Linked DNA regions of Homo sapiens: region 2 is linked to region 1. Evidence: chromatin contacts called from ENCODE Hi-C or POLR2A ChIA-PET data. All regions are on one chromosome and are shown on one strand. Each heading gives the region's core, a stretch centred on a gene start or an enhancer-like site at or near the end of the contact. The rest is flanking DNA. Distances are from core to core; before and after follow the strand shown.

Region 1 (7,495 bases), core at 1,387-3,886:
TGGACTTCCGGGATGGGTGGGGACTTGGAGAACTTTTCTGTCTAGCTAAAGGTTTGTAAACGCACCAATCAGCACTTTGTGTCTAGCTAAAGGATTGTAAATGCACCAATTAGCACTCTGTGTCTAGCTCAAGGTTTGTAAACGCACCACTCAGAACCCTGTGAAAACGGACCAATCAGCTCTCTGTAAAATGGACCAATCAGCAGGCTGTGGGTGGGGTCCGCTAAGGGAATAAAAGCAGGCTGCCTGAGCTAGCAGCAGCAACTCTCTGGGTTCACCTTGCATGTTGTGGAAGGTTTGTTCTTTTGCTCTTTGCAATAAATCTTGCTGCTGCTCACTCATTGAGTCTGTGCCACCTTTAAGACCTGTAAGAGTCACCACGAAGGTCTGCAGCTTCACTCCTGAAGCCTGGGAGACCACAAACCCACCGGGAGGGATAAACAACTCCAGATGCGCTGCCTTTAAGAGCTGTAATGCTGCAAAGGTCTGCAGCTTCACTCCTGAAGTCAGTGAGACCACAAACCCACCAGAAGGAAGAAACTCCAGACACGTCTGAAAGTCAGAAGGAGTGAACTTGGGACACACCATCTTTAAAAACTGTAACACTCACAAGTGAGGGTCCGTGGCTTCATTCTTGAAGTCAGCAAGACCAAGAACCCACCAATTCCGGACATACAAGGATTGTGTATTTGAAAGTAGTTGATACAGAATTGTCCATGCAGCTACAGAACCACCTCAATCTACAAGTACATCATGTGTTGTACTGCAAAATGTTTGACAAACCTTGTAGCTGATGATTTCAATGTATCTAGTAAGGGGTGACTGCAATAAACCAAGCAAGAGGAGAAAATAATCATAGGCACAACAGCTGGAATATTGCTTTAAATGTAAATCAGATCAAGTAACTGTTCTGCACTCAAACTCTAATGGCTTTCCTTCACGCTTAGAATACAATAAAAAATTGGTAGCATACTATGGCTTCCGTGGCACTAAGCTCTGCCTACCTCGCTGACCTTATTTCCTACCACTTTCCTCCTCTCACTGTGCTCCAAACTCCTTGCTCTTCCTAAAGCATGCCAAGATTGTTCCTGCCTGGGGCCTCTGCACTTGCTGTTCCATACACCTGAAAGTCATTTTCTTTTTCTTTTTTCTTTTTTTTTTTTTTTTTTTTTTTTTGAGACGGAGTCTCGCTGTCGCCCAGGCTGGAGTGCAGTGGCGCAATCTCGGCTCACTGCAGGCTCCGCCCCCTGGGGTTCACGCCATTCTCCTGCCTCAGCCTCCTGAGTAGCTGGGACTACAGGCGCCCGCCACCTCGCCCGGCTAATTTTTTGTATTTTTAGTAGAGACGGGGTTTCACCGTGTTAGCCAGGATGGTCTCGATCTCCTGACCTCGTGATCCGCCCGCCTCGGCCTCCCAAAGTGCTGGGATTACAGGCGTGAGCCACCGCGCCCGGCCCATTTTCTCCCAAGTAATCAGAGTTCACTTCCTCACTTCATTTTAGGCCTTTGTTCAGTGTCATCCTCTTAGAGCCCCTCCTAACCACCCTATATAAAACAGCACCCTACCATATTCCTCCCTCTTCATCTCCTTACCCTGCTGTACTGTTTAGTCTATGGGACATATAACAAGCTGCCATTGCACTATATACTAATTGGTTTCTTTCCCCCACTAGGATATAAGCTCTGTGACAGTGAAGACTTTTGCTCACTTCTCCAGCATCTAGTAGGTGCCACACAAATATCTGACTACATTTAATCAACAATCTCATTTACACCCAAACTATATTAAATAGGTAGTATTGTCATCCTCACTTTACAGTTTGCAGGAAAACTATTGGTGCACAAACCTTAAGTAAAGACCTGAAAACAAACTGAGGGAACAAGAAGTCTGGACTTGATGACTGATCACCAAAACAAGTAAATCAAAGCGAAGTCGTCTGATTAGTATGGAATAAGGGAAACCCAAATCATACGAGAACACCAATTAAAATGTGGGACACGCAGGAAGAAGGCAGACGGAACTGCTGCTGGATAACTGAGTCTTTCCTAATGACAGGACCTTATGTTGCCCTCACAATTACCCCGTGAGATAGGCAAGGCAGGCATTGTATTAGACAATCATTAACAAGCAGGACGCTGACAGCCAGGCTTCGCAGCCAGGAGTGGTGGCCTGTCTGGCTCCGCACTCACGGGTTCGGACAGTTACAGAATTAACACTCAAGCCCTGGGGCTTCCCGCAGCCCCCGGGGGGGTGGGGCTCACTGACTAGCCTCCCGGAAGCGGACCCCAGGAGAACCAGGCAGTTGGTTAATCCAGGAACAGCTCCTGCGCGGGGCGTGGACTGAGCAGTCACTGAGTATTACGCAAATTGCGCGAGCGCACGGGAAAAGCGATTGGTCGGTCAGGAGAGAGAGGTGTGTCCTGGCGGGCCCGCAGCTCCGATTGGCCGACAGGCTGACGGGAACGTTTACGGTCAGCGTGTGTCAGCGACGTGCAACCCGGAAGGGAAGAAGGGGCGTGTCAGGCTGCGCAGGCGGCCAGTCCATTGGCTGGAAGAGACCGGAGCCGGGCTCCGGGCCCGACCAGAGGAGGGCGGTGCTGCAGGGCTGGTCCGGGAGGTGACGACCGGCTTCGGAGAGTCTATCATGGCAGCTCGGACTGGTCATACGGCCTTGAGAAGGGTAGTCTCGGGATGCCGTCCGAAGTCGGCGACAGCGGCCGGGGCGCAGGCGCCCGTGCGGAATGGCAGGTAATCAACAGCGGGGGCGCTGAGACGAGAGTAGTTTTCGATTTTGGCTGCCGAGTTGGGGGACCGGAAGGATTTGGGGGTGAGGCAGAGCCGGACTCGGTGCATTTCCGTGTCTTTAGAGGAGAAGGCTTTTTTTTGCGTTTGGCATCTGAGGGACTCAAGAGCGGCGCGCATCACCTTGGGCCCAAGGCTGTGTTCGTGGCTCGTTTGCCTCGTGAGAGGCGGTGAATCATCGGCGAAGCGACTTTGGAAGCAATTTGGCCATTGGTGCCTTTGGGCTCTTCCGGTCTCCTCCCCTATGGCTTGTTGCTACTGCTGTTGGAAAGTTTTAACTTTGCGCAGAAGGGTTGCCGGCTGCTGGCTGTATGGGAGTTTGTGTTTGGCGGTGAGCCCCCTTCTCCGGTTCCTTCTACCTGCCAGATGGTCAGATGCGTTTTCCCAATTTCTGAAAGAGTGCTTTGCCCTCGCCATTTAGTGTTTACAAAACTAAATACAGCCAGCATAAGGGACTTGGATTTTTTCACTCTGCTGTAACTTACAGGTCCTGTAACCTTGAAGCATAGTCAGCTTTCGATTTTCCTGGTTGGTTCATTTTTTGGTAGGTGGGGGTGGAGATGGAGGTCGGGACACGGATACCATACTTGTACGACTTAGTTTCCTTTTACTAATAACATTGTAATATTCTTGAAAATTAAAGTTAGTGTGTTTAAAATGAATTCAGGTGTACAAAATACGAGGTGGGGAGAGAAAACACAAATCTAGTTGAGCCCCAGGACATTTAGATTAAATGAAGATCCGACCCTACTGGAAACAAGGAAATAATTTTTTTAAAAAAAGATTCAATGAAGAATTTTTAAAAACACCAACAACCTTACCAAATCCAAATCCCTTTAGACAAATGTTGGATGAGACAAACAAAATCATAAAATTACTCCTGCTTTAGGAAATAACCTCAAAAAGTAGTTTCAAGCAGAATAACGCCATCATACTTGAGATCTGTTTGTATTACTCTTATAAAATGTTGTCTTGCAAATAACACTTACTTTTGAGAAAAATACAGTTGCTTTAATGATCAAATTGAGGCTTCAGTTCCAAGATAAATACTGTTTATGATAATGAGGGCGGCAGTTTGCGTTCATTTCCAATGTTAAGCATCAGATTCTGACCTTTATTATACTTAAGTATATGAGAGAGTGGTACTGGAAGACGAGTGACAAAAAAGCTGTTCTCCATGTGGTCCAGTTGTCCAGTATTCATTTCATGGTTTAACTGTATATATGAATGTGTGTATCTTCATATCGTAGTTTAAGACATAGTATTCCTGGCAGTGCATGAAAATAGATGTGCTGTCCAGGCCACTGTAACTATAGCATGCAGATTGATCAGAAAATGTCCTGTTAGTTTGCTTTAAACACTGGTGTTTTCCTTAGGCTTGTAATCAGATTGTGTAAGGGTATTTTTTTGGGTAGGCTGGGAGGCAATACATGAACCTGGTACAAAGGTTCATGTATTGCCTCCCAGTAAATACATGAACCTTTATATATAGTAAAAAGTCAACCAGATACCCAATTCACCTCTTTAGAAGCAAAGGTCTCATCTTTTTTCAAGTAAAGGTTTCAGCACTGTTCACAGTAGTTAAGATACAGAATCAACGTAGGTGTCCAACAACAGATGAATGGTACTGGGCGCAGTGGCTTATGCCTGTAATTCCAACACTTTGGGAGGCTGAGGCGGGAGGATTGCCTGAGCTCATGAAACCAGCGTGGACAACATGGCAAAACCTTGTCTCTACCAAAAAAAAGAAAAAAAAATGTGTGTGTGTGTATACACATACACATATACAGAAAAATTAGCTGGCTATGTGTTAGTGCAAGCTTGTGGTTCTAGCTGCTCAGGAGGCTGAGATGGGAGGATCACTTGAACCCAGGAGGTTGAGGCTGCAGTGAGCCTTGTTTGGGCCACTGCACTCATTCCTGGGCAACAGAACCAGACCCTGTCTCAAAAAATAAACAAGGCCGGACACAGTGACTCACACCTGTAATCCCAACACTTTGGGAGGCTGAGGCAGGAGGATCACTTGAAATCAGGAGTTTGAGACCAGCTTGGGCAACATAGCAAGACCTTGTTTCTACAAATAAGTAAAAAATTGGCAGGGCTTGGTGGCGCATGCCTGTGGTCCCAGCTCATTGGGACTTGGGGTGGGAGAATCACCTGAGCCCAGGCAGTGGAGGCTGCGGTGTGTCATGACTATACCACTGCACTCCAGCGTGGGTGATGGAGTGAGACCCTGACTCAAACACAACAACAACAATAAAACAGAAGAATGGATAAAGAAAATGTGGTGTATATATTAATACACGATGGGAATACTATTCAGCCATAAAAAAGAATGAAATTCTGTCATTTGCAGCAACGTGGATGGACTTGGAGGGCATTATGTTAAATGAAATAAGCCAGGAACAGAAAGTTACACATGACGAGTCCTCTCTCATATGTGGAAGCTAAAAAAAGTTGATCTTGGCCAGGCACGGTGGCTTATGCCTGTAATCCCAGCACTTTGGGAGGCCAAGGTGGGCGGATCACAAGGTCAAGAGATCAAGACCATCCTGGCCAACATGGTGAAACCCCCATCTCTACTAAAAATACAAAAATTACCTGGGTGTGGTGGCGGGCGCCTGTAGTGCCAGCTACTCGGGAGGCTGAGGCAGGAGAATCGCTTGAACTGGAAGGCAGAGGTTGCAGTGAGCCGAGATAGCACCGCTGCACTCCAGCCTGGCGGCAGAGCGAGACTCCATCTCAAAAAAAAAAAAGTTGATCTTGCTGGGCGCAGTGGCTCACGCTTGTAATCCCAGCACTTTGGGAGGCTGAGGTGGGCGGATCACAAGGTCAGGAGATCGAGACCATCCTGGCTAACACAGTGAAACCCCATCTCAACTAAAAATACAAAAAAATTAGCAGGGCGTGGTGGCGGGCACCTGTAGTCCCAGCTACTCGGGAGGCTGAGGCAGGAGAATGGCGTGAACCCGGGAGGCAGAGCTTGCAGTGAGCCTAGATCACACCACTGCACTCGAGCCTGGGTGATAGAGCAAGACTCCATCTCAAAAAAATAAATAAGTAAAAAATAAATTAAAAAAAAATTGATCTTAGAACAGAGGATACTAAAGATTGGGAAAGCTGGGAGAAAGGAAGGGATAGGGAGAGATTTGTTGAAGGATACAAAATTAATGCTAGATAGGAGGAATACATTTCTAATGGTCTGTACCCGCGATTTCCCAACCTTTTTGGCACCAGAGAACAGTTTTGTGGAAGACAGTTTCTCTACAAATGGGGGTGGTGGGGTGGGGGATGGCTTCAGGATGAAACTGTTGCACCTCAGATCATCAGGCATTAGTTAGATTCTCATAAGGAGCAAACAACCTAGATTCCTCGCATGTGCAGTTCACAATAGAGTTCTGGCTCCTATGAGAATCTGATGCCACCGCTGATCTGACAGGAGGCAGAACTCAGGCGGTAATACTCACCTCCTGCTGTGCAGCCTGGTTCCTAACAGGCCACGGACAGGTACCAGTCCATGGCCTGGGCGTTGGGGATCCGTCTTCTATACCACTGTAGGATGACTATAGTTAGCAATAATATATAGTTTCAAATAGGTAGAAAGAGTATATTGAATGTTCCTAGTGCAAATAAATGTTGAATGTTTGAGATGATGGATGTGTTAATTACCCTGATGTGATCACTATGCATTGTATGTATCGAAACATAGAATTATGCTCTTACCACTATTATAAAATCAACTACTACTTGTGATGTCCCAGAAAATTTAGAATTCACAAAGCCATCTTGCTTTTTTATATTTTCATTCATGAAGTGTTATTTATAGCTGAATATATAGGAATCTTAAAATCTTAAAAGGTCCTAATAAGTTTACCCATATACAGTTTATGTGTCTTTTCAATTACTTTTTTTTTTTTTTGAGACGGGGAGTCTTGCTCTGTTGCCCAGGCTGGAGTGCAATGGTGCCGTCTCGGCTCACTGCAACCTCCGCGTCCCAGGTTCAAGCATTTTCCCTGCCTCAGCCTCCCGAGTAGCTGGGATTACAGGCACGTGCCACCACACCCGGCTAATTTTTGTATTTTTAGTAAAGGCAGGGTTTCGCCATGTTGGCCAGGCTGGTCTTGAACTCCTGACCTCAGTTGATCCGCCTACCTCAGCCTCCCAAAGTGCTGAAATTACAGGCGTGAGCCACCGCACCCGGCCTCCATTACATTTTAACAGATAGTCATGTAGTATTTACCTTAAGCAAATTCACTGACCTCTGTTTCATTTTCTCTGTAATAAGTGTGTTCAATTTTTATAAACAGCTCTAAAGTTCTTCATTGTATTATAGAGCCCAAATTTGTCTCTCTCTAATTGGGGTTGTGTTTTACACTTTGGGGTCATATTTTCTTTTTCTTTTTTTTTTTTCTTCTTTTGAGACGGAGAATCACTGTCGCCCAGGCTGGAGTGCAGTGGTGCGATCCACTCCATTTACATATATATGTATGTACATATGTATATGTATTCATATATATAAATAAATGGAATGAGGTATTAAATGCTACTAATGCCTATGTGTATTAGTATATACATACACACGCACACACACAGTTATTATATATGTACACACTTCTTTTCTCTCTTTGCATGGCTAACTCCTTGTCCACTATGTCTCAGCTAAAATCTTTTAAGGGATTCCTAGGTCACCCT
Region 2 (7,495 bases), core at 285-2,784, 380 kb after region 1:
TCCTATATTGTTAAGTTACATATTTTACTATTTCCAATGTATTGATTGAAAAATATTTACTGGGCAATTTCTCTTTTTTTAGAGATGGGTTCTCTGTTGCTCAGGCTGGAGTGCAGTGACATGATCATGGCTCACTGTTGCCTGGACTGCCTAAGCTTAAGGGATCCTCCTACAGGCACAGTCTACCACAGATAGCTTATTTTTTTAAAGTTGTTTTTGTTGAGATGGAAGTCTTGCTGTGTTGCCCGGGCTGGTGTTGAACTCCTAAACTCAAGTGATCCTCCTGCCTTGGCCTCCCAAAGTGCTGGGATTATAGGTATGAGCCACTGTGCCTGGCTTTATTGAGCAGATTCTGTCAAGTATTAAGTATCAGTTTTTGTGAGAGATTAAAAAAAATCTAAATCATGATTTCTTCCCTGAAAGAATTTAGAGTCTCCTTGGAAAGGGAGGCCACTTGTGCATTAAAGTTTAAGGTTGCGGTTCAGAAGGTCAGAGTCATGGGGTTTGTGAGACTAATGACGAGTTAGGCTTTGAGGTGAAGATGGGATATCCTAATTTAAATGAGACTCTGGATCTCAGGACAAAAGACTGGCATGCTATCCAACATAAAGGGTTTTATATGCATTAATGATAAAAGCAGATGTTGGTACAATTTGTAAACTTTGCTCCCTAAATAGTAAGTATATTTTAAATATTCTACAAAATAATCAAGTTTGACAATAGTTTTCAGTTGCTACCTCTTTCTGTGGTCTCTGTCTGCTTAGCCGTTTTCTTGAAATCAGTGGCTTCTTAAAGGAAGAAGGACATCAGGAGTATGTTAGAATTGCGCCTCAAGATCAGCTGACTTCAGGTCATATATCTTCACCACTTTCTCCAGAGAAGATAGATATCAAAAATCCAACTTGGCTAAGCTAAGGATGGGAACTGAAGGATGAAGGATGGAGAGCCGGGATTGGGCCAGGCCTGTAGAAAGGCATCTAGTTATGACTGGCGGGTGACCCACTGAATCAACTAAGTGAGTGGATTGGTTTCAGTGCACAAAGTTAGTGTGTAAAATTGTTAACTAAAATTAGGTTTCTGGAAAAATTTTGGGATTTTATTACAAAAGCTATGTTAATCCTTAATTATCATAGGAATCATTTGGTGCATATTGAAAGTAGAAGAAGATATGCATCCAGTTAGAATATTATGCAATTTAGCATCACCAGGGAAGCGAAACAGCAGCATTTGTTTGAAATTGGGGGCTCCTTTTTTCCAATTACATTTTTCAAAGATTGCTATAAACTGTGATTTTTTTTTCAAAGAACAAATAGTCATTCCTATATTGAATTCAGCTGTGTGTTTAATAATTTTTACATTCTAAAATTTGTATGTGGTGTATAAAGTTTCTTTCCTCAGCAGCTGAAATTGATAGGTTAAGCTAAAGATGAAAATATCTAGCATTTGCTCTCGGCTTGAAGGGAGCGGCATGTTTCTCAGGAAGCTCTCGCCTGGGAGCTCAGTTTGTTTGAGTTCTGTTATTTCTAGTGATGCTAGCTAATCATCTTTTAGAGTTTCAGTTTCCCTTTGGCTATGTCAAGAGGTCGAGTGTTATAAACTGCCTTATGCTTTCCTCACTTAGATGGGAGGGCCCATGTAATTCTGCTTTCGAAGAGCATTTAGCTTCTCCAAAGAAAAACACTTAACCAACTAATGAATCATAAGAGTTCTAAATGCTTTTCTTAGTAATATCTCAGTTTTACTCTGTAGTGGCAGAAAAATTTAGACAGCTATGATTTCCTCAGTTTTAGTGTTGGAGAAGACTAAGGCTGGGATTTTTCAGGAAATGAATGATGTTTTAACTTGAAAAGTACTGGATCACAAAGAACATAACATGCGGTATGCTTTCAGTTTCTTTTAGAAAAAAAATCATGAATTGAAAAAGTTTTAATAGCTTTCCATGTATGCTAGGTATTTCTATACCATTCTGGAGACACTAATCAAAGGAAATATAAACACATATATCACAAAGGATTGAAATTTGACTTTAAGAGGGTGAGTGGCAATGGAGCTCCTCGATACACTTCCCGTTTCACAGGGGAAGAGATGGGAATTTGCAGAAAAACTGACTTAGTTCTGCCTGGATGTGTCAAGCCCATGAGCCAGAGCTGGTCACCATCCTGACCCACAGTAGAATCAGTGGTTCAGTTGTAATTTTCTCTCTGATTTATCTAAAGAGATCACTGTTAAGAATTCTGTTAGGAACCTGCTTTATCTTAGAAATATGACAATGAGTAAAATTGTGAAATTTTTACACTGTTTTGGTGCATATGCATTTATGTTGAATACTATTCAATGGAAAAGTATTGCCTTATATATCTGCTCTGTTCAGTTTTTGAATCTTTCATGCCGTTGTCAACTTTTACAAAAGAAGAATTTAATACCACATTATTTCTTCTTACATCTATTTTTGAAAAGCAGTTATTCTCAACACTACCCTAAATATTTAAAAAGAAAAACATTTCACTAACACAAGATTTTGCTATTTGATATCTCCCTGTCAAATCTGAACAGGGTACCTTTACAAAAATCTTTGAAAACAACCTTTAGAAATAGTCTGGAATCAGTTTATGTCAAACAAATGTATGCTCTAAATCAGCAGTCCCCAACCTTTTCAGCATCAGGGACTGGTTGCATGGAAGACTATTTTTCCAAGGGAAGGGGGGATTGTTTCAGGATGAAATTTCCACTTCAGATCATCAGGCGTTAGTTATTTTCTCATAAGGGGCATGCAACCTAGGTCCCTCACATGTGCAGTTCACAATAAGATTCGAGCTCCTGTGAGAATCTAATGCTGCCACTGGTCTGACAGGAGGTGGAGCTCAGTTGTTAATGCTCAGTTGCTCACCTGCAGCTCACCTTCTGCTGTGCCGTGCAGTTTCTGATGGGCCACAGACTGACACCGGTCCGTAGCCATGGGATTGGGGACCCCTCTTCTAAATAATAATTCTAACAAGCCACCTTAATATTCAATTCAAGAATGCAGTCCATGATCAAGTAAAATGTTGTTAGAAGAAACAGGTTTCATATTTCATATCTCCAGAGAGTCTTTAAGACCATTAGACTATTCAGCAAAATTATCCATATATGATTTTTATTTTTTGCTTCCCATTAGCCAAACCCACATATATTATTATTACTTTTTTAAAAACTGCATTAGTATGTTCTAAAGCTTCCTTTTCATTTCTTTTGTGGTTTTAATCTTTGGAGAGTGAGCTAGAAATACCCATTAGAGATGAATTCTAGGAAAATAAATGTAAGCAGTAACTCTGGCTCAATTTATTTTTCTTCTCTACAAGAACTGTTTAAAACCTGGCAGTGGAAGACTATTCTCTTGTCTACCAAGTATTATAGTAGGAAGTGCAAGGTCATCTCTAAATATAAAAGATTCTATGTTTCTAAGGAAAGAGTGTATCTTAAGAAGGGTAAATGAAATAGTTGGCTAGAGGGAAAGGGAAATTTCCTTATTTCACCCTGAAACTTGGCAGCATTTCTGAAACAGAGCTTGAAGCTTTGAGATGAATTAAAAAGAGTTTGTTTCACCTTCTATGGAAGCTCTTTTGCACCCAATTTACTTTTCCCCTGTCTGGTCAGGAAGGCACTTCATCATTAGAGATTTTGTAAAACTTCATCGGTTGATTAAAATGCAGATAGCATGCCTCTCGGTGAGAAAATAATTTTAATATTGTCAGTTTTAGAAATCTGCCTACATAAAACATACGTGAGAAAAAATGTGTTTTCAAACCTGAATTTTTATGTAGGCTTGTTCACTAACTTCTCCATTTCATCATCAGAAGCTCACCCTTTCAAGCTACTTCGCTTTGTGTGTTGTGGGGAGACTGAGGGTGGGTAAGGCATTTTGGCACGACTCAAACTGGTCCATTTTATTTCAAATAAGTCCTGATGAAAGGGCAAATCCTACTCTCAGCATAATCTTCTTTAGAAATAGGAGGAATAAATGCTCCTAAAATGAATGCATAGTAAGGAAGGGCAGGGCAGATGCCATGATCTGGGTGCAACTCTTAAGCTGATGTGTGGCCCAATGATCCTCATACGTGGAAGCCGAATGGACCATAGCACCCTAGCTTCCTTTATAGTCCCCTTTGTTTGGTTTTATCAGTTGAGGGAGATGGCCTACTTCTTTGCCATGTGAGTAAACAACAGAATGCAACTAATCTTCTAGTGGAAGATCATGGAAAAAGCTGCTACCTATGACTATAGAAGTACATTTCAAAATTTGGTGTAAGTCAGAAATAAAGTCCTGGAAAGTAGTTAAATTTCTTCAACACTTCAGGGCTAACTTTTTTTTAAGTTCATAAACTTTACTTTTTAGAGAAGTTTTAGATTTACAGAAAATTTGAGCAGAAAGTACAGAGAATTCCCATATACTCCTCATATCCAACCCACCGCAGTTTCCCCTATAATTAATGTCTTGCATTAGTGTGATACATTTGTTACTTTGATAAGCCAATATCAATATATTGAGACCCATAGTTATTTTTTATTTTTTTTCTTCATGAACCCATAGGTAGAGATTCATAGTTTAAATCAGGGTTCACCCTTTGTGTTGTCCATTCTGTGGGTTTTGACAAGTGTATAATAATATGTATCTATCATTATAGCACCATACAGAGTAGTGGCACCGTCCTGAAAATCTCCTGTGCTTTGCCTGTCACCCTCTTCCAAACCCCTGACAACCACTAGTCTTTTCACTGTTTCCATAGTTTTGCCTTTTTCAGAATGTCATATAGTTGGACTCAACTATGTATAGTGTTTTCATACTGGCTTCTTTCACTTAGCAATGTGCATTTAAAGTTCCTCCATGTCTTTTTGTGGCTTGATAGCTCATTTCTTTTTGACACTGAATAATATTCCATTGTATGGATGTACCACAGTTTGTTTGTTTATTCACTTATTGAAGGACATCTTGGTTACTTCTGAGTTTTGGCAATTATGCATGAAACTGCTATAAACATTTGTGTGTAGGCTTCTGTGTGAATGTAGTTTTTAACTCATTTGGGTAAATATCAAGAAGTATAATTGCTGAATCAAATGGTAAGGACATGTTTAGTTTTGTAAGAAATGTCAAGGTAACTTCTGATGTTCTGTAAATACTTGCGGATTTGAAGAAAGAAAAATGAAGCAGAAATGATGTGATGCCTTTAAGAACTGAGACCCTTGCAATTGATTGGAAATTAAGTGGTCTATTGCTATATGTATTAGCTTAGTTTTATTGAAGACATGTAGGGAAGATCTTCCCTTCTCTATTCTTGTTCTAGGTAAAAACTGCTCAGAAGGTTTTAGCCTATGTTTTAAAAAATAGCTGGGGGAAAAAATGAAGCCTTCAGTAAGTCCAGATTTGTTTGGCCTCATAGGATCTAAGATTGCCCATTAGGAATGCCTGTTAAATTTTGTGTCAAAACTCCCCTACATTCTTGCCTTTTTCTTTATCATTCCTCCTATCTTTCCCTATAACCATAGCCTACCTGCCCCTTACATGATCTTTCAATAGTGTTGTTTATTCTCCTACCCCTCATTCCAGTTTTGAGGAGAAAGGTTGAGCACACTTCTCCTTGATGCCTCCTTCTAAAGCTTTAAACTCTTGTTCCAGTGCCATCTCTGGGAACCCTACTCTTCTCTGGAGGCTGGTGGACAGCTGACATTCTGACTTTTCTCATCCACATTAATGTTTTCCACTGACCTCCAGGACTCTCTCACACTCTTTAGTTTTATTATTCTTATTCACGATCTTATTCCTCAAAATTGCCATCCCCCATCAGCACCTCTAAACACTGTCTCTCAAAGGGTCATATAATCTCTGGGAACTAATGTTCCAGCTTCAAAATTGAGAACTTTGAATCTCTCTTATCTCATTTGTCTGTTCATCATAATTCTGTTTTCTCTTCACTCACTCTTACTGAACCTGTACTTAACCTTTTTTGTGGTTTCTGATTTCTCAACACCCATATTCTAACCCATTAGCTCCCTTGATTCCTTTCTCAGATCCACAATCAACTCTATCAACAAGGCTATTACCAGCACCTAAAATTGTTCTTATCTCTTGTCCTTATGCCACATCTGCCTTGTCAACCTCTGTCGTATACTGTCTCAACTGTATTTCTCTCCCTTGATGGAGAAAGTTATAAGGTAGAACCTTTTCATTTCACATACATGCACAGAGTGATATTTAACACTGAGCCTCATTTGCTAGGCAGTAAGGAATAGGAAAGAATCCAAATTTGTTAATGCATTCAGGTCACTCTAGCACTCCATGACCTGGCTTTAATGTAAATTTTCATATTTGTATTCTGTTACTCCTTTATAGCCTCTCCTGCCAAACTGTACTGTTTACTTTTCTCATATTTCTTTATTCATCTGTGTGTTTTATCTTACACCAGGGATGGCAAATAGATTTCATCTTATATGACTGTTCTGCTCATTGTGGCAATGAGTAGGTCTATGTTGAGAAGGATTCTGATGCTCAAAACCAGGTCAGCAAGAGATTGCAATGATCGACTAGTAATGACCATCATGGGTATGGAAGATGGAAGGACCATGCATTAGTGGGGCATTGCCCAGCGTTTGCCACATATTTTCCCCTCCTGCTTTACATTCTTCATGTGTGATTCTATACATCCCTCAAGGTTCAGATTAATCACTAATTAAAAGAAAACTTATATTTTTATTCCACATATCTTCTCTTTATAGATTACCATATCACTTTAGATATTCCCTGTGTGAGGACAGGTATTATTGGGTATGAGTACATGTGTTCTTCTTCCTTCTATATTGTTAGCTCTTCCAAGGTAGAAATAATTCTTAATTATCCAATTTTGTTGATCACAATGGAAGCATGATGAGAATCCACAAGGAAAATCTCAAACAGTTGGCATGAACACAAATGGAGTATCCTGAACTCACTTTTGACTTAAAGGTCAAGATGGATAATGGAGGAAGTATCCATCCCAGGCTCTGCTACTACTCTGCTTCCATTTGGTTGTCCTTCCCAAAACTTTACATACTTCCAAATTGAAAGATTCCCTAGATCTGAAAGGGGAAGGAACAATTTTAGTAGGTCTGGTGAAGAATATAGAAACTTACTCTTATTGCAAATAGTTGAAACAGAACCAAGGAACATTTTTGACTTGTCTAGTTTCACAGATAATGCTAACATTAATCATGGATTTCTGAATCAGGTTTTTCATCTTTTTACCAGGCAGTGCGGCACCATATTTAATAATTATTTTACTCATTTTGAGGGAACATGTATTGGTTGTGCTATTATTTTGTCACATATCAAGTTTTATGCAATTAGAAATTAACCCATGGGTTTTGTTGAAGAAGTACACATTTTCTGTAAAGTAACTTTTCATTAGGAAGAAGCTTATGGACATTACTATTTTTTATTTTTGGCAAGTAAACTTTTATTTGAAATATATATACAGAAAAGTGGTAC

The links. Hi-C counts contacts between places; a loop is a spot of excess contacts on that map. ChIA-PET counts read pairs that join two places held with the same protein, here RNA polymerase II (POLR2A). Pooled maps may share reads with other maps.
Region 2: a loop to region 1 is called in a pooled map, with 4 times the contacts of the local background. The contact joins the enhancer-like site here to the promoter of COQ10B in region 1. A Hi-C loop is called at or near these places in 6 of 50 pooled maps. POLR2A ChIA-PET finds 5 or more read pairs at or near these places in 2 of 52 experiments (HEK293 and T-cell).

The regions. Positions count from the first base shown.
Region 1 is chr2:197,450,916-197,458,410 of GRCh38, forward strand. It overlaps COQ10B (coenzyme Q10B), which reads left to right and starts at 2,637. Exons shown (of 5, transcript NM_025147.5): 1 at 2,637-2,749. The coding sequence starts at 2,646. RefSeq lists enhancers at 2,040-2,089, 2,170-2,239, 2,299-2,915, 2,360-2,839, 2,860-2,909 and 1 more.
Region 2 is chr2:197,836,662-197,844,156 of GRCh38, forward strand. All of the region lies in intron 1 of PLCL1 (phospholipase C like 1 (inactive)), which reads left to right. Among named protein-coding and RNA genes, the nearest start is that of PLCL1, 36 kb to the left of the region's middle. Within about 2 kb of position 1,535, at least 5 of the 41 ENCODE cell types and tissues checked have a DNase peak (open chromatin) inside an H3K27ac peak, as active enhancers do.